Regions from separate parts of the Homo sapiens genome. Here region 1 is linked to region 2. A link is an interaction called in ENCODE POLR2A ChIA-PET data of the cell type or tissue named here. Cell type or tissue: HepG2. All regions are shown on one strand. Links, peaks and the distances in the headings refer to the core of each region. The heading gives the core; the rest is flanking DNA.

Region 1 (8,157 bases), core at 2,524-5,023, 140 kb before region 2:
TTTGTTGAACCTGACAATTGTGTCTTGGAGTTGCTCTTCTCGAGGAGTATCTTTGTGGCGTTCTCTGTATTTCCTGAATCTGAACGTTGGCCTGCCTTGCTAGATTGGGGAAGTTCTCCTGGATAATATCCTGCAGAGTGTTTTCCAACTTGGTTCCATTCTCCCCATCACTTTCAGGTACACCAATCAGACGTAGATTTGGTCTTTTCACATAGTCCCATATTTCTTGGCGGCTTTGCTTGTTTCTTTTTATTCTTTTTTCTCTAAACTTCCCTTCTCGCTTCATTTCATTCATTTCATCTTCCATCGCTGATACCCTTTCTTCCAGTTGATCGCACCGGCTCCTGAGGCTTCAGCATTCTTCACGTAGTTCTCGAGCCTTGGTTTTCAGCTCCATCAGCTCCTTTAAGCACTTCTCTGTATTGGTTATTCTAGTTATATATTCTTCCAAATTTTTTTCAAAGTTGTCAACTTCTTTGCCTTTGGTTTGAATGTCCTCCCATAGCTCGGAGTAATTTGAATGTCTGAAGCTTTCTTCTCTCAGCTCGTCAAAGTCATTCTCCGTCCAGCTTTGTTCCGTTGCTGGTGAGGAACTGCGTTCCTTTGGAGGAGGAGAGGTGCTCTGCTTTTTAGAGTTTCCAGTTTTTCTGCTCTGTTTTTTCCCCATCTTTGTGGTTTTATCTACTTTTGGTCTTTGATGATGGTGATGTGCAGATGGGTTTTTGGTGTGGATGTCCTTTCTGTTTGTTAGTTTTCCTTCTAACAGACAGGACCCTCAGCTGCAGGTCTGTTGGAGTACTGGGCCCTGTGAGTTGTCAGTCTGCCCCTGCTGGGGGGTGCCTCCCAGTTAGGCTGCTCGGGGGTCAGGGGTCAGGGACCCACTTGAGGAGGCAGTCTGCCGGTTCTCAGATCTCCAGCTGTGTGCTGGGAGAACCACTGCTCTCTTCAAAGCTGTCAGACAGGGACATTTAAGTCTGCAGAGGTTACTGCTGTCTTTTTGTTTTTCTGTTCCCTGCCCCCAGAGGTGGAGCCTACAGAGGCAGGCAGGCCTCCTTGAGCTGTGGTGAGCTCCACCCAGTTCTTGCTTCCAGGCTGCTTTGTTTACCTAAGGAAGCCTGGGCAATGGCGGGCGCCCCTCCCCCAGCCTCGCTGCCGCCTTGCAGTTTGATCTCAGACTGCTGTGCTAGCAATCAGCGAGACTCCGTGGGCGTAGGACCCTCCGAGCCAGGTGCGAGATGTAATCTCCTGGTGGGCAGTTTTTAAGCCCTTCGGAAAAGCGCAGTATTCGGGTTGGAGTGACCCGATTTTCCAGGTGCCATCTGTCACCCCTTTCTTTGGGTAGGAAAGGGAACTCCTGACCCCTTGCGCTTCCTGAGTGAGGCAATGCCTCGCCCTGCTTTGGCTCGCGCACGGTGCGCGCACCCACTGACCTGCGCCCACTGTCTGGCACTCCCTAGTTAGATGAACCCGGTACCTCAGATGGAAATGCAGAAATCACCCGTCTTCTGCATCGCTCACACTGGGAGCTGTAGACCGGAGCTGTTCCTATTCGGCCATCTTGGCTCCTCCCCCTCATCCCCACATAATAGTTCTATCTAAGTTATTTGAGATACCTTCAAACTGCTTTCCACAGTGGCTGAACTAATTTACATTCCCACCAGAAGTATGTAAGTATTCCCTTTTCTCTACTACCTCACTATTGTTTTCAACTTTTTAATAATAGCCATTCTGACTGGTGTGAGATGGTGTCTCATTGTGGTTTTGATTTGCATTTCTCTAATGATTAGTGATAATGGACATTTTTTTCATATATTCGTTGGCTGCCTACATGTCTTCTTTTGAGAAGCATCTGTTCATGTTTTTTACCCATTTTTAATGGGGTTATTTGTTTTTTGTTTGTTGAACTGTTTAAGTTCCTTATGGATTCTGGATATTAGACCTTTGTCAAATGCATAGTTTGCGAATATTTTCTTCCTTTCTGTAAGTTGTCTGTTCACTCTGTTGATAATTTCTTTTGCTGTGCAGAGCTCTTTAATTAGATCCAACTTGTCAATTTTTGTTTTCTCTGTTCTTGAAGGGCTAATAATTTCCTTGGGGGAAATTAGATTAGCTCATGAAACACGCAGTTCAAATACATACTCGTAATCATTGTAAAGCATTCACTAAAAACATAGATGAAAATTCTAATAATGTTAAATACACTTTAACTAGTTATAACCTAACTTTTTAAGGATTTTATGACTGAAAACAACATAAGACAACCTACTGCATAAGGAACATTAAGAAACATGTAAAGATGTATCAAACCATATCTCAGTTTTTTTAATTATAAGGTGAGAATTAGCTGTGATCAGTGTTTTTTAAACTGAAAGAGGGCTGTTATACTTCCTTTAAAGTCATGAAAAGTAGTCATGAAATTAAATAAATGGGCCACAACCAGCATTCTTCTAATAAATAAAATGGTATAGAATAGAAAGAACAGAAAACATCAAAGCATATCACATGAGGGTAAGTGCTGTTTCATGAAATATTTTTTAAAGTTATTTTGGAATATGTCTCTGTGTGTGTATGTGTGTGTGTAATCCATCATAAGATATATTTCCTTTTGTGGGTCATCATACATATAATTTAGATTAGATGGACTAGTTTCATTTCATTTCTTAAGTTCTGCAGTTTTGTAAACGGTCTTAGATTCCATCAGGCTGTAACAACACTGTGTCACATTAAACACTAATTTCCACTGGATTTAAAACTTTCATCAGTTTAAGCAAAAAATTCATCTCTTCTAAAATCCCTGTTCTCCCAATTTGTTATTGTAGAGAATGTGAAGGCTGGAGGTATCCTGCATGTGTCATGATGATTTGAGTATAATTTTTTCTACTCTGGCATTCTTTTCTAGGAACTGAACCAAGTTTGTGCTGAGACTCATTTTCAGTCCTTGAAGTTTCTGCAAGTGCTATATTTCATGCACAGTATCAGGTTGACCCTGAAGCACCAAAGCTCTATTCCTGGGATCTCATAGTGCAGTTAATGAAATGAGTTATTTAAGCTTCTATCTTGAGCCTACTTGTTTTTGCCAGATATCAAACCTAACCTAACTGACTGGTAAGCCAAAAAATGCTGTCCTATCAATTCTCTAATTTTGTCACTTCTCTCTCCTCTCCCTAAGTCCTCCTGCAAAAAGATTGTCCATATTCCTTCAGCCAAAAGATAAGGGCACTTTCATGGAGATCATTTGTCTATTTGCTCTTGACCCCTAACCTCCATCCTGCCTGACTGCTATGTATTAGGAGACTGAGGTCAGCACATTGTATTTCTCAGACCTCCTCTGACAGCTGGCTTTTTCTTGAGTACTTATCATTAGGAGAGGGAACACGGAATCAGAAAGTGGGAGGAAGAGAGAAGCTTTCCGTTTCTGGTTCATTCACTTTGGTAGTTGTTGAAAATTGCTAGAAATGCAGAGAGAGAGGATGATACTGGACTTCAGCGATCTGGGAAAGGCTACCTTTTCAGTGTCAGTCCTGGGATGGTTAAGCTGTAACCTCTTTGGTGGATCAAACACCAACTACAACAGAGTTTCTAACAGAATTGCATCAGGCACAAGCTCATGGACTCTAGGTCAAGGACTTTCACAGCTTTTGATCTTTGAGTATCATATCTTTTGCCTTTTCTTTCTCTAGATAATATCACCCTTTCCCCCTTTTGATATTCCTGTCCTTTCTACATGTTTAAAGCCAGTTCTCCATATTGCATTTCCTCTAAATTAATAGAGTTGATCTATTTCTTTAACTGAACTCTGACTCAGTCCTTCAACACAAACGGGGATGGAAGACATATCACCAAAAACAGCACTATTTTGAACATCTGAGTTCCAGCTCTACTTTAGCCTATGGAATAAGAGATGAAGGCATTTGCTTTGGGTTTATGAGTAGTCTTAGCAAAATTATTTTTTCCTTATTGGTGCTTGAAGTAAATTAGAACATTGTTTGACAAAAATTCATTCCCTCTGATCTACATATAGGGAGTACATTTCTATGCTCCACAGATGTGGAACATAGCCATGCGATTTCCCTTGATCCATGGGATATGAGTTAAGTAACAGCAATAAAGTAGCAATCTTATGCCTTAGGGGGCATCACATATTTCCGCCAATGCCTTGGGAATATTCTGACTGCTACCAGAAAAAACTCCTGCTTCAATTGGCTTCTTCCTGTCTCATCCATGCATGGATCAGAACTGTTCCAACACACATGCAGACTTGCAGCACAAAGCTCAGTTGCCTCCGCCAAACTACAGGCCTGAGAAAATGTGAATAAAAGCTATGTTTGTCTTTGAGATTTTGAAATTGTTTGATATGCAGACAAAGATACTACTGTCATAGTTTTCTGCCATATTTTAGCTTTTCCTAACTTACTGACTTCTCTCTATGTAATTGCTAACATAGATAATCTCTGTGATCAGTATCTGTGCAACTCTCTGACCTCGCCATCGTGACCTGTTGTGACTGGCTACATAATATCTGGTGATTTCATTTAAAGCCATGAGAAAATGAAAATGTTATTAATTTTTCAGCACTTGCATAACACAGAAAGCAACTGGTAGGCTTGGCCAACAATTTCAAGAAATAATATTTTCAAAAAAGACATATTTTGCTTAAGCTAAAAATGTGCTATCCTTTATTAATTTATGTATTTGTTCATTATTCATTATTATTTCAAATGTGGAGAATACACAAACAGAGTTTCTTGATCTCATTCTAAAGACAGACTCTAAAATATAAACAAATAAATCAACAATATAGTGCCATATGCTATTTTAAATAGGTTGATCAGTGAAGATCTTTGGCCTTTTGCCATAGTCGTCATAAACACTAGCAGGGTTTGTTTGTGTTATTGTTGAAATATATGTATAAACCAATAATTTCATATATAAGATTAGTCCAGAAAAAAATATTCTTTTTTTTCATTCAGCAATAATTTTTTAAATGAGATTCTGTGCCTTGCAAAATACTCATGATGAAAAAGCTGGTATTTATTACAAAGTTACCAAAGGATATCTTTCAGAACCCAAATATAAGAACTTTAAGCAGACGTATCAAATGATTGGAACTAGAAATTAGCAAATTACCTGAAGAGCTGCTTTCTCCATTTCTCTCTTTTCTGAAGCTGCATTTCCTCTGCTCTTTACTTTGCTTGATGAATATCTAATTTATTCCTTACTCTGCAAAATAACTTTCTCTAATTGCCCATGACCCATGTGGCCACTTTAGCCCCAGATTCATAGGTATTACATAAAAATAACTGATAACATTCTCCAATTCCAAATTCTTAGTAAGGGGAATCTTACTAACTTTTACTGAGAGCCCAAGCTCAAAACTTCTCTAGGTCAGTGATTCTCAAAGTGCAATTTTTGTACCGGTAAGAGTAGCAACACCTGATAATGTGTTAAAGATGCAAATTCACAGGCCCAGCTCCAGACCTACTGAATTGGAACCTCCAGGGTGGCTGTCAGAAATCTGTGTCTCAAGCCTTTCAGGTGATTCTAATGCATGCTAAACTTTGAGAACCACTGCTCTAGGTCATGCCTCTAGTACTAATGAAAATATATGAAAGTAGATCACTTAGTTCATATAAAACTACTCACTTTTATGAATCATGGGGTAGGGATGAGATGGATTTTAAAGAAATTTCTTTTAAATGGAAAAGGGAAGTATGGAATAGAAAATAAATGATTAACCTCCTTAGTACATCTAGGAGCCTTCTCATCTTTGGTTCCATTAGGGAAATTAAGCATAGATTGCCTCCCATCCAAGATTGGAATTTTTGTTAATAAAAATTACTTCTACTAAGTATAAGAAATTTATTTTTCATATATGATTAAGTAATAAATTAGAACACACAGGAAATATGTGTTTAATTTTTTTCCAGAGGAATCAGATCCAAAGACATAGGAAAACATTTTACTCATAAGACCCCTCATAAAAAGTAGAGTGTTTGAATTTATCTTATATTGTGTTTTGGTTTTTAAAATAGTATAAATATTGTTTTTAGAGCAGTTTGATAGCTAAATAACTCCATGGGAATCCCAGCACAATATGGTTCATAAATACTGGATAAAGCTACGTGATGTTCATAAAGTCTTTTCTCTGACATCCTTACATGCTATGTTAGTATTAAATTCATAAAGACAGCAATGAGATTTAAAGCATTGCTTGTTCAGAATATTTTCCAGTAAAATAAAGGTCTTGGTATTAGAGTACATCATAGTAGGAGAAGAGAAATTTCTGGTGATTTAATAACCACTATTTACTCTGAAGAAGTAGGAATCAAATAAAGTCCTCATCATCATAATGCTGTCCCAGGCACTGAACAAAGATAACTACAGGATGTGCCCTTTGTCCTTCAAGAGATTACAATCTGAGAACATTTATTTTGCCTTAAAGAAACTGATTTAAGCAACCTAGCACAGAGAAGAAGTCACACACAGAGTTCCCAGGCAGTTAAAAAGTCGGTGAAACAGAAATGGAAGAGACAGGACTCATTTCATGTACATGGCAATAGAAAACTTTTAAGAGTATGAAGACTTGATCTTTTCACCTGTGTTAAATACTCATAAGGCACAAAATAACTTCCTTGATTTCTGTTCAAAATTTTCCCACTGCAGTTCACTATCTTTGCTTCTCTTCTTCCTCTCTCAATGATAAACTGCTAAAGTAAACCATAGAAAGTGAGACAAAAATGTATTTGTTCTGGGAATATTAGAGCCAAATAAAACACATTATTGAGAGCAGATGCATGCAAAAGACAATGTAGAGAGAAGAATGTACATCATGGTAGAGACAAAGAGAAACAACGAAACAAGACCTGGACATGACCTCAATAGAGACATATTAAGATGTTCAATGAAGACATGATTGCCAAAACCTAAACATTGAAACAAACAGAAATCCTAACACAACACAAACAATTAAATCTAGTTTGTTCATTTGATAGAATAATACACAACAGCTATAAGGCTTAAACTAGACCTGCAGGCATACCTCAGAGATATTGTGGGTTAGGTTCCAAATCATTGCAATGTAGAGAGTTATACATATTTTTTGGTTTCCCAGTACATAAAAAAGTTACATTTGTACTGTATTGCAGAATATTAAGTGTGCAAAATTATGTCTAAAAAATGCACACATTAATTTTAAAATATTTTATTGCTAAAAAATGCTTACTATCATCTGAGCCCTTCAGCAAGTTATAATCTTTTTGCTGGTAAAGGTCTTGTTTCAGTGTTGATGGCTGCTGACTGATCAGGTGCTAGTTGCTAATGGTTGGGATAGCTGTGGCAATTTCTTAAAATAAGACAACACGGTGGGAGGATCACTTGAGGCTGGGAGGTTGAGGATGCAGTGAGCCATGATTGTGCTCTGCATTCCAGCCTGGGCAAAAGAGCACAACCCTATCACTAAGAAAATAAAATAAAATATGAAATAAAATAAAACTAAGACTGCAATATCATATCGACTGACTCTTCCTTTCACAAGAGATTTCTCTGTAGCATATGATGCTGCTTGATAGCATTTTACCCACAGTAGAGCTTCTTTTAAAATTGTTTGCTAACTAAGTTTACAGACTATTCTAAATCTATTGACATTTCAACACTCTTCACAGCATCTTGACCAGGAGTAGATTCTGTCTCAAGAAATCACTTTCTCTGCTCATCCTTAAATAATAAGTCCTCATCCATTAAAGTTTATCATGAGATTGCAGCAATTCAGTCACATCTTCAGGCTCCAGTTTTAGTTCTAGTCTCTTGCTATTTCCACCACACCTACAGTTACTTCCTCCACTGAAGTCTTGAACTTCTCAAAGTCATTCATGATGATTCAAATTGACTTCTTTGAAACTCCCGTTAATGTTGTTATTTTGACCTCAACCCACAAATCATGTTCGAAATGGCATGTAGGATGGTGAATCTTTTCCAGAAGGTTTTCAAATTACTTTGCCTGGTCATCAGAGAAATCACTGTCTATGGCAGATATTGCCTTACAAAATGTATTTCTTAAATAATAAAACTTGAAAGTCAAAATTACTCCTTGATGGTTGCAGGTACTCCCTTCTGTGGAAAAAAAAAATACTCCTTGATCCATGGCTGCAGAATGATTAC
Region 2 (8,157 bases), core at 3,630-6,129:
AGATTCTCCATCAGCACTTAACTGTTTCACCTTGTACTTTTTGTATTTCAAATAGCCAACTTGAGACAAGTTTATTAGTAATTTCATGGTACCCTTTTGTGGGCTGATTCTCACCTCACCCTTCCCCAAGCAACTCCTGTGACTAATGTCAAACAATATGTCCTTTTGTTGCTTTTTTCAGCCACCCTTACAGACCCCCAACACAATCAACCTGGAAATGACCTCAGTATGTGTAATCTTAAGTCATCTTGCTAACGCAGACACCTCTGAGGTTCCCAAGAAAACTTCAGTGGAGTTCTCTAAACTGAAACCTTGAGAGAGGAAGATTTTCAAGTAGGAACCAGACAAATTCACTTAAAACTCACCACTACACACCTGTGTCATAGAAGCATTCCATTTTTTCTATTGCAGATGGGATTTCCTCTTCAAGCTTACTGTACTGTGTCTTTTTAAAAAATAGTTGAAGACATCGGAATAAAAGCTAATGTCCCAAACAGCGCTTCCCTGGATATTGCTGTTTCTTTAAAAGCCTTTTTCCCAGCTCTTCTGAGATGGTCCATGACATTGCCTTTCTTGCTCATTACCTTGATCCCTTGAATGGGCCCAAAACTTTGGAATGCAAAAACATTCATTCCATTGACTTGGTTGAGAAAGATGATAGGTCAGGTTTTTTTTCATCTAAAGATTATCCTGGGCATACTTCATTTGGGCCCAAATGAGGGATTATTCCAAAGAAGATTGAAGAAGCAATTACTCCTTCCCCTAGTAATATACTCTTTGGCAATGATTACAGTTTGCATTTCTGCTGATAATGCTGTGTGCTATAATTATATGTAAGTTTATAAGAAACCTGGGGTAAAACCGTGGACTTTCTCCCTTTTGCTGGCATCATCTACAGAAATACCATGGGCATCATGAAAGGCAGTATAGCTATAGGCTGAAAAAAGCAGGGTTCAGTTTGCTGCTGTCATGATGCCCTGTTGAGAGACTGCTCTTCAAAGTTTCTTGTATCATTGGGTCCTCCAAGTCAGGCCTGGGTGCCTCTTTATTTACAAAGAGTAGTTGCCTCTATTTTCTCAATTGAAATGACCAGATTTTTAAGATCTAATAATTGTGTCCACCGAAGAAATCATCAATAAAAGGATCTGCATTTCATGATACACAAGTGCACCTGGACCCTATGCAGGGAGTGGCACTGCTGCACCCTGGTCACTGCCTGGCTCCTATGCTATGTACTCCTCTTCCTGGGACCTATGTCCACCTTGAACTTCTAAGTTTCTTTCCTTAAACCTTATGAGCCAACCTGTGCTAGTTTCACACTTTTCTTTTACATCTTCCTCACCTCTGTCAGGCTTCAAAGAATTGAAGAGAATTGGGGCCTTGCTCTGGTTTAGGCTTTGGCTTAATGGAATGTTGGGGCTGGTTTGATCATCTGACCAGATCACTCAAACTTTCTCCATATCAGCAATAAAGCTTGTATTAGTCTGTTTTTAGCCACTGATGAAGACATACCCAAGACTGGGCAATTTACAAAGGAAAGAAGTTTAATGGAGAACTCATAGTTGCACATAGCTGGGGAAGCCTCATGACAGTGGCAGAAGGTAAGGAGGAGAGAGTCACATCTTATGTGGATGGCGACAGGCAAAGAGATAGCTTGTGTAGGGAAACTCCCCTTTTTTAAACCATCAGATCTCATGAGACTTATTTACTATCAGGAGGACAGCACAGGAAAGACCTGCCCTCTTGATTCAATTACTTCCCACCAGGTCCCTCCCACAACATGTGGGAATTCAAGATGAGATTCGGGTGGGGACACAACCAAACCATATCATTCCACCTTTGGCCCCTCCCAAATCTCATGTCCTCACATTTCAAAACCAGTCATGCCTTTCCAACAGTCCCCCAAAGTCTTAACTCATTCCAGCATTAACTCAAAAGTCCACAGTCCAAAGTCTCATCTGAGACAAGGAAGGTCCCTTCTGCCTATGATCCTGTAAGATAAATGGCAAGTTAATTATTCCTTAAATACAATGGAGGTACAGGCACTGGGTAAATACAGCTGTTCAAAATGGGAGAAATTGGCCAAAACAAAGGGGCTACAGGCCCCATGCAAGTCCAAAATCCAGTGGGGCAGTCAAATCTTAAAGCTCTGAAATGATCTTTGATTCCATGTCTCGCATCTGGGTCATGCTATGCAAGAGGTGGGTTCCCATGTGGTCTTGGGCAGCTCCACCCCTGTGGCTTTGCAGGGTACAGCCTCACTCCCAGCTGCCTTCATGGGCTGGTGTTGAGTATCTGTGGCTTTTCTGGGCGCATGGTGCAAGCTGTCAGTGGATCTACCACTCTGGGGACTGGAGGACAGTGGCCCTCTTCTCACAGCTCCACTAGGTGGTGTCCCAGTAGGTACACTGTGTGGGGGCTGCCACCCCACATTTCCCTTCTGCACTGCCCTAGCAGAGGTTCTCCATGAGGATCCCACCTCTACAGCAAACTTCTGCCTGGACATCCAGGCATTTCCATACATCTTCTGAAATCTAGGCAGAGGTGCCCAAACCTTGACTTCTGTGCACTCACAAGCTCAACACCATGTGGAAGCTGCCAAGGCTTGAGGCTTGCACCCTTTGAAGCCACAGACTGAGCTGTACCTTGGCCCCTTTCATCCATGGCTGGAGTGGCTGGGACTCAGGGCACCAAGTCCCTAGTCTGCACACTGCAGGTGGGCTCTGGGTCCCACCCATGAAACCACTTTTTCCTCCTAGCCCTCTGGGCTTGTGATGGGAGGAGCTGCCATGAAGACCTCTGACATGCCCTGGAGACATTTTCCCCATTGTCTTGGGGATTAACATTCTGCTCCTCGTTACTTATGCAAATTTCTGCAGCTACCTTGAATTTCTTCTCAGAAATTTGGATTTTCTTTTCATCGTGTTGTCAGGCTGCAAATTTTCCACACTCTTATGCTCTGTTTCTCTTTTCAAATGGAATGCCTTTAACAGTACCCAAGTCACATCTTGAATGCTTTGCTGCTTAGAAGTTTCTTCTGCCAGATACCCTAAATAATCCCTCTCAAGTTCAAAGTTCCATAAATTTCTAGGGCAGGGGCAGAATGTCGCCAGTCTCTTTGCTAAAACATAACAAGAGTCACCTTTGCTCCAGTTCCCAACAAGTTCCTCATCTCCATCTGAGACTACCTCAGCCTGGATTTCATTGTCCATATCATTATCAGCATTTTGGTCAAAGCCATTTGACAAGTTTCTAGGAAGTTCCAAACTTTCCCACATTTTCCTGTCTTGTTGTGAACCCTCCAAACCATTCCAACCTCTGCATGTTACCCAGTTCCAAAGTTGCTTCCACATTTTTGGATATCTTTTCAGCAATGTCCCATTCTGCTGGTACTAATTTACTGTATTAGTCTGTTTTCATGCTGCTGATAAAGACATACCTGAGACTGGGCAAATTACAAATGAAAGAGGTTTACCAGAGAACTCACAGTTCCACCTGGCTGGGGAAGCCTCACAATCATGGCAGAAGGCAAGGAGGAGCAAATCACATCTTACATGGATGGCAGGAGGCAAGGAGAGAGCTTGTGTAGGGAAACTCCCATTTTTAAAACCATCAGATCTCATGAGACTTATTCACTATCAGGAGGACAGCACAGGAAAAACCTGCCCCCATGATTACGTCCCGCCAGGTCCCTCCCACAATACATGGGAATTCAAGATGAGATTTGAGTGGGGACACAGCCAAACCATATGAAGGCTGTTGGTCTTTCTTATTGTTGTGTTCACTGAAGTAGCAATTTTAACTTCTTTCAAGAACATTTTCTTTATATTTACAACTTGGCTGTTTGGCACAAGAGACCTAGCTTTCAGCCTACCTCAGCTTTTGACATGTCTGCCTCACTAAGCTTAATCATGTCCAGCTTTTGATTTAAAGTGACAGGCATATGACACTTCCTTTCACTTGAACACCTAAAGGCCATTGTAGGGTTATTGATTGGCTTATTTTCAATGTTGAGTCTCAGGGAACAGGGAGGCTGGAGAAGTGGGAGAGAAATGGGGGAAGGGCTGATCAGTGGAGCAGTCAGAACACACAACATTTATTGATTAAGTTCTCTGTCTTATATGAATGTGGTTTGTAGCATGCCAAAATAATTACAGTATTAACATCAAAGATCATTGATCACGGAAATAATAATAAAGTTTGAAATATTGCAAGAATTATCAAAATGTGATACAGAGACATGAGGTGAGCACATTCTTTTGGAAAAATGGCACTGATAAGATCAGTTGATGGAGGGTTGCCACAGACCTACAGTTTGTTTAACAAACAAACAAACAAACAAAAGGCCAGGTGTGGTGGCCTATGCCTGTAATCCCTTCAGCACTTTGGGAGGCCAAGGCAGGAAGATAGCCTAAGCTCAGGAGTTTGAGACCAGCCTGGACATGGTAAAACCCTGTCTCTACCAAAAATACAAAAAATTAGCTGGATGTCATGTAACAGAGGTAGAAGGATTGTTTGACCTTGGGAGGCAGAGTTTGCAGTGAGCTGTGATCATGCCTCTGTACTCCAACCTGAGTGACAAAATAAGACAAAAAACAATGAAGTGAAGAGCAATGAAACAAAGTATGCCTGTACACTAAAAATCAGTCTGTTGTAGCTATTTGATGTTAAGAACACTAAATTCTTTAGTGCCTTTAGGTCATATTTGTAGTAAACACTTCTGTTAATGTTTTGAAACTTTACTATTTGCACCACCCCCAGTTATAAGTGTACACATTCTTGCATGTTGGACTAACCCTGTCCTTGGACAAAGGTCAGTAGCAGATGAAGATTGCATTTTGTGATGTGCTCAGTTAAGTTTAATTTAAAGTGGTCCATTGTACAATAATGTTTGTATATGTGTACAGAAAAATTGTTCAAATCAGGAAGGGATTATTTACAAAGAATTGGCCCAAGTGTGAGGAGGCCATTGAAAGTGAAATGAGGGAAGCTCTATACCAAGTGTAAGTGTAGTTTAATTCTGCCCAGCACATCTGGAGGGGAACATGTGTGTAGGTGCATCACATTCCCAAGCCAGAAAAATTTTAGGTGATTCAAAATGAACACTGTATTGTTTGGAGAACCAAAATGTCCAGGAATCTGTATCGTGTTTTGTTTGTTTGTTTTGTTTTTTGAGACAGAATCTCCCTCTGTCACCCTGGCTGGAGTGCACTGCTACCTCTCCTGACCCGCCACCTTCCCCAGGCTCAAGCGATTCTCCAACTCAGCCTTCCAAGTAGCTGGGAACACAGGCATGCACCACCACATCCAGCTGTTTTTTGTATTTTTAGTAGAGACAGGGTCTCACCATGTTGCCCAGGCTGGTCTTGAACTCCTGAGCTCAAACCATCCACCTATCTTGGCCTCTCAAAGTGTTGGGATTAGAGATATAAAACCATCATGCCCAGCCTATATCCAAATTTTCTTTTTATTTGTTTTTGTTTGTTTGTTTGTTTTCTTATTTCTTTCTTTGTTTTTGTTTTTGCTTTTTTTTAGATGCAGGTTCCACTCTGTCACCCAGGCTAGAGTGTGGAGTGCACTGGTGCAATTTATAGTTCACTGGAACCTCAAGCACTCTTCCTGTCTCAGCCTCCAGAGTAGCTGGAACTATAGGAGCATGCCACTACACCTGACTAATTTTTAAAAACTGTTTGCAGAGACAGAATCTCACTATGTTGCCCAGGCCCATCTTGAACACTTGGGTTCAAGCATTCCTCCTGCCTCAGCCTACCATTATATCCATTTTAATCAGAATATAATATTTAAGCAAAAATGGAATGTCTGAGCTTCTACAGAAAGCCTCCTTTTTCCTGCCTCTTCCATTTCTTGATTTTATTTGTGATAATTATTTTTTCTTTTATTTTCTCCTCACTTTATTCTTTAAAATGCTTCTCTTTCCACTAATTCTGTATTTTTCTTCATATTACTTTTTCTTTCCTCCTTCCACTCACCCTGCCATTTTTTTTAAATAAATGGTTTTCCAAATAGATGTGTGCAAATAACAGGGAGTCAAGAGTAAGATCAAGTTACTTTAGATAGTGTTTGTTTTAGAAATAGCAGTAAAAATTCACTCTATAATTGTTCTGTGGTCGACAGGTTTATGCAAACCTATCCCCCAAACCGGAGGAAGCTGAAAGGCCCAAGTAAGAGACTGATAAATCCAGTTTCTCAGAAAGAAACATTTAATAGGGAGTGAGAAACAGAAGTCATGATGTCCTGGCAATTGACAACAACAAGATTAGATAGTGAATCCCCCCGTACCATTACCCACCGCGTATGACTTATATGTAAAACATAGGGAAGGATTATGTGGAACAATTGAAGTCAACCTCTCAGGGAACGGCAAGAATGCTATGTGAATCTGCCTAAGGGCAGGATTTATGGTAGCAGCAGTTAAAATAGAAATCTTAAAGGCATTCCCAGAATAAGGGTTACCCAGAAGTCAACATGGCAGATTAACACCCAATATAGAGTTGCTTTAGCCTCCACAATAATGTAGGGAAATAAATATAATGAAGATGGCAGTATTTTTTAAACCATATTTCAAAGAAATCTTCTCTTTGAAACATGGAGAAGAAGGCATATGTCACTATATGCAACATAAGCTTATATTCATATCTATTTAGTATATCCAGGACAAATTTTATTTAGTTCTAGGAATATACAGTGAGATTTTTCTTACTGCCCCTTGACGTTAGATATTATTCACCTTACAGTGATCAGAGATACGTCTTTTAGCATCCACCACTTGTTCATCAACCTTGTCTGTCAAATGGAGAAATCTATGTGGCAAATGCAACAAGAAGTTTTCCTTGACCCAATAAAGATACAGGTCCTTCCTTAAATGGCTATGTTGAAATATAAATTCTTAAATTATATACTTATTTACATGGCTTCTCCCCTCTAGTGAACTTATCCTGGAATCTGTCAATTAGATTTATTCTATGTACTGTCTATTCTTTTAAAATGGGACTCTCTCAGAAATATCCCTCTGGATAAGGTACACATCTCATTTTTCTCAGTGACAGTAAAGGGGCGTAATTTCTATTACACAGGTCTAATTGCCTTGAAGAAACATCATAAGGACTCAAAACATGGAAGGTATTATTATTGTTGTGATTATGCTTTGAATTCTTAAGTAACCAATGTATTCTCTGTCTCTGGATCTGTTTCTAGTGTCAAAACCCTTGTTAGCAGGAATTAGATCAGATTATATTAATAATTATGTAGTGGATATCTTACTTTTGCATATTTTCTCATCAGACAATACACGTCTATATTATCTTTTATCTCAGTGTGTATGAATAAATGTCAGAGCTATTTGGGTCATAATTTGCTATGCGGCTGTTTTGTCTTGTTATATATTTCACTGTAATAACAGTGAGTTATGATTCACAAAGTTTGCCTCCTTTTATAAAAGGTGTATTTTAATTTGATGTTAGAAACAACGAACTTTAAAAATGTAATTGGCCTTAATATCTTTTTAGATTCCTTTGAAGATATACTTAGCACAAAAATATGCTCCTTGGGAATTTGACAATTGAGCTGATAATAGGATATATCATTTTTAGTTTACAGGCAAAAGCAAATGCTTCATTATTTTGTTGTTATTTACTACATCATAAAAGAAATTTAATTTTAGCTAGCTGTGTGCATCTAAGTCCAGATATCATTTGATAAAATGAGTCAAGTGGGAAAACTTCCATTTCTTTGTGATGACACATCAAATATGCCCTTATCTCTAAAGACATTAAGAATGATTGAGTGAAGTCTTCCTACTTTGTTTTTTCAGTATCTTTAGACATAGTACAAACATCTAAATTACGATATGTTTATTTTACAGGAGCCAATGAGAAAGAAATAGCCCTAATGAATGCTTTGACTGTAAATTTACATCTTCTAATGGTAAGTTTTCTTTCCCACTAATGTTTAGAACACATTCATTTACAGAATCTGATGTTTTTCTATCTTTAATTCATGAGCTTCTGGGGGTTTACTTATTTAAAAATAAATTGTGAGGTTATTTTCATTTTTACTAGGAAATGCTGGACCATGATATAATAGCTTCTTCCTAATCATGGAAGAGTTGACTCTTGAGAAGAGCTTTAGAATAATGAA

The links. Peaks named below come from ENCODE experiments on the same cell type or tissue, not always from the same donor. Only the 100,000 strongest peaks of a DNase experiment are listed, where the experiment ranks them.
Region 1: POLR2A ChIA-PET joins it to region 2 with 12 read pairs; 1 of 35 experiments calls an interaction of 5 or more read pairs at or near these places.

What each region holds. Positions count from the first base shown.
Region 1 is chr2:142,810,722-142,818,878 of GRCh38, forward strand. No RefSeq gene overlaps it. Among named protein-coding and RNA genes, the nearest start is that of KYNU, 63 kb to the right of the region's middle. In HepG2, for the core only: no CTCF peak of the experiment used is centred there; a DNase peak (open chromatin) is centred at 3,600; H3K4me3 peaks cover 651 bases.
Region 2 is chr2:142,946,928-142,955,084 of GRCh38, forward strand. It overlaps KYNU (kynureninase), which reads left to right. Exons shown (of 14, transcript NM_003937.3): 5 at 7,883-7,944. It also overlaps the pseudogene SFXN4P1. Among named protein-coding and RNA genes, the nearest start is that of KYNU, 73 kb to the left of the region's middle. In HepG2, for the core only: no CTCF peak of the experiment used is centred there; a DNase peak (open chromatin) is centred at 4,714.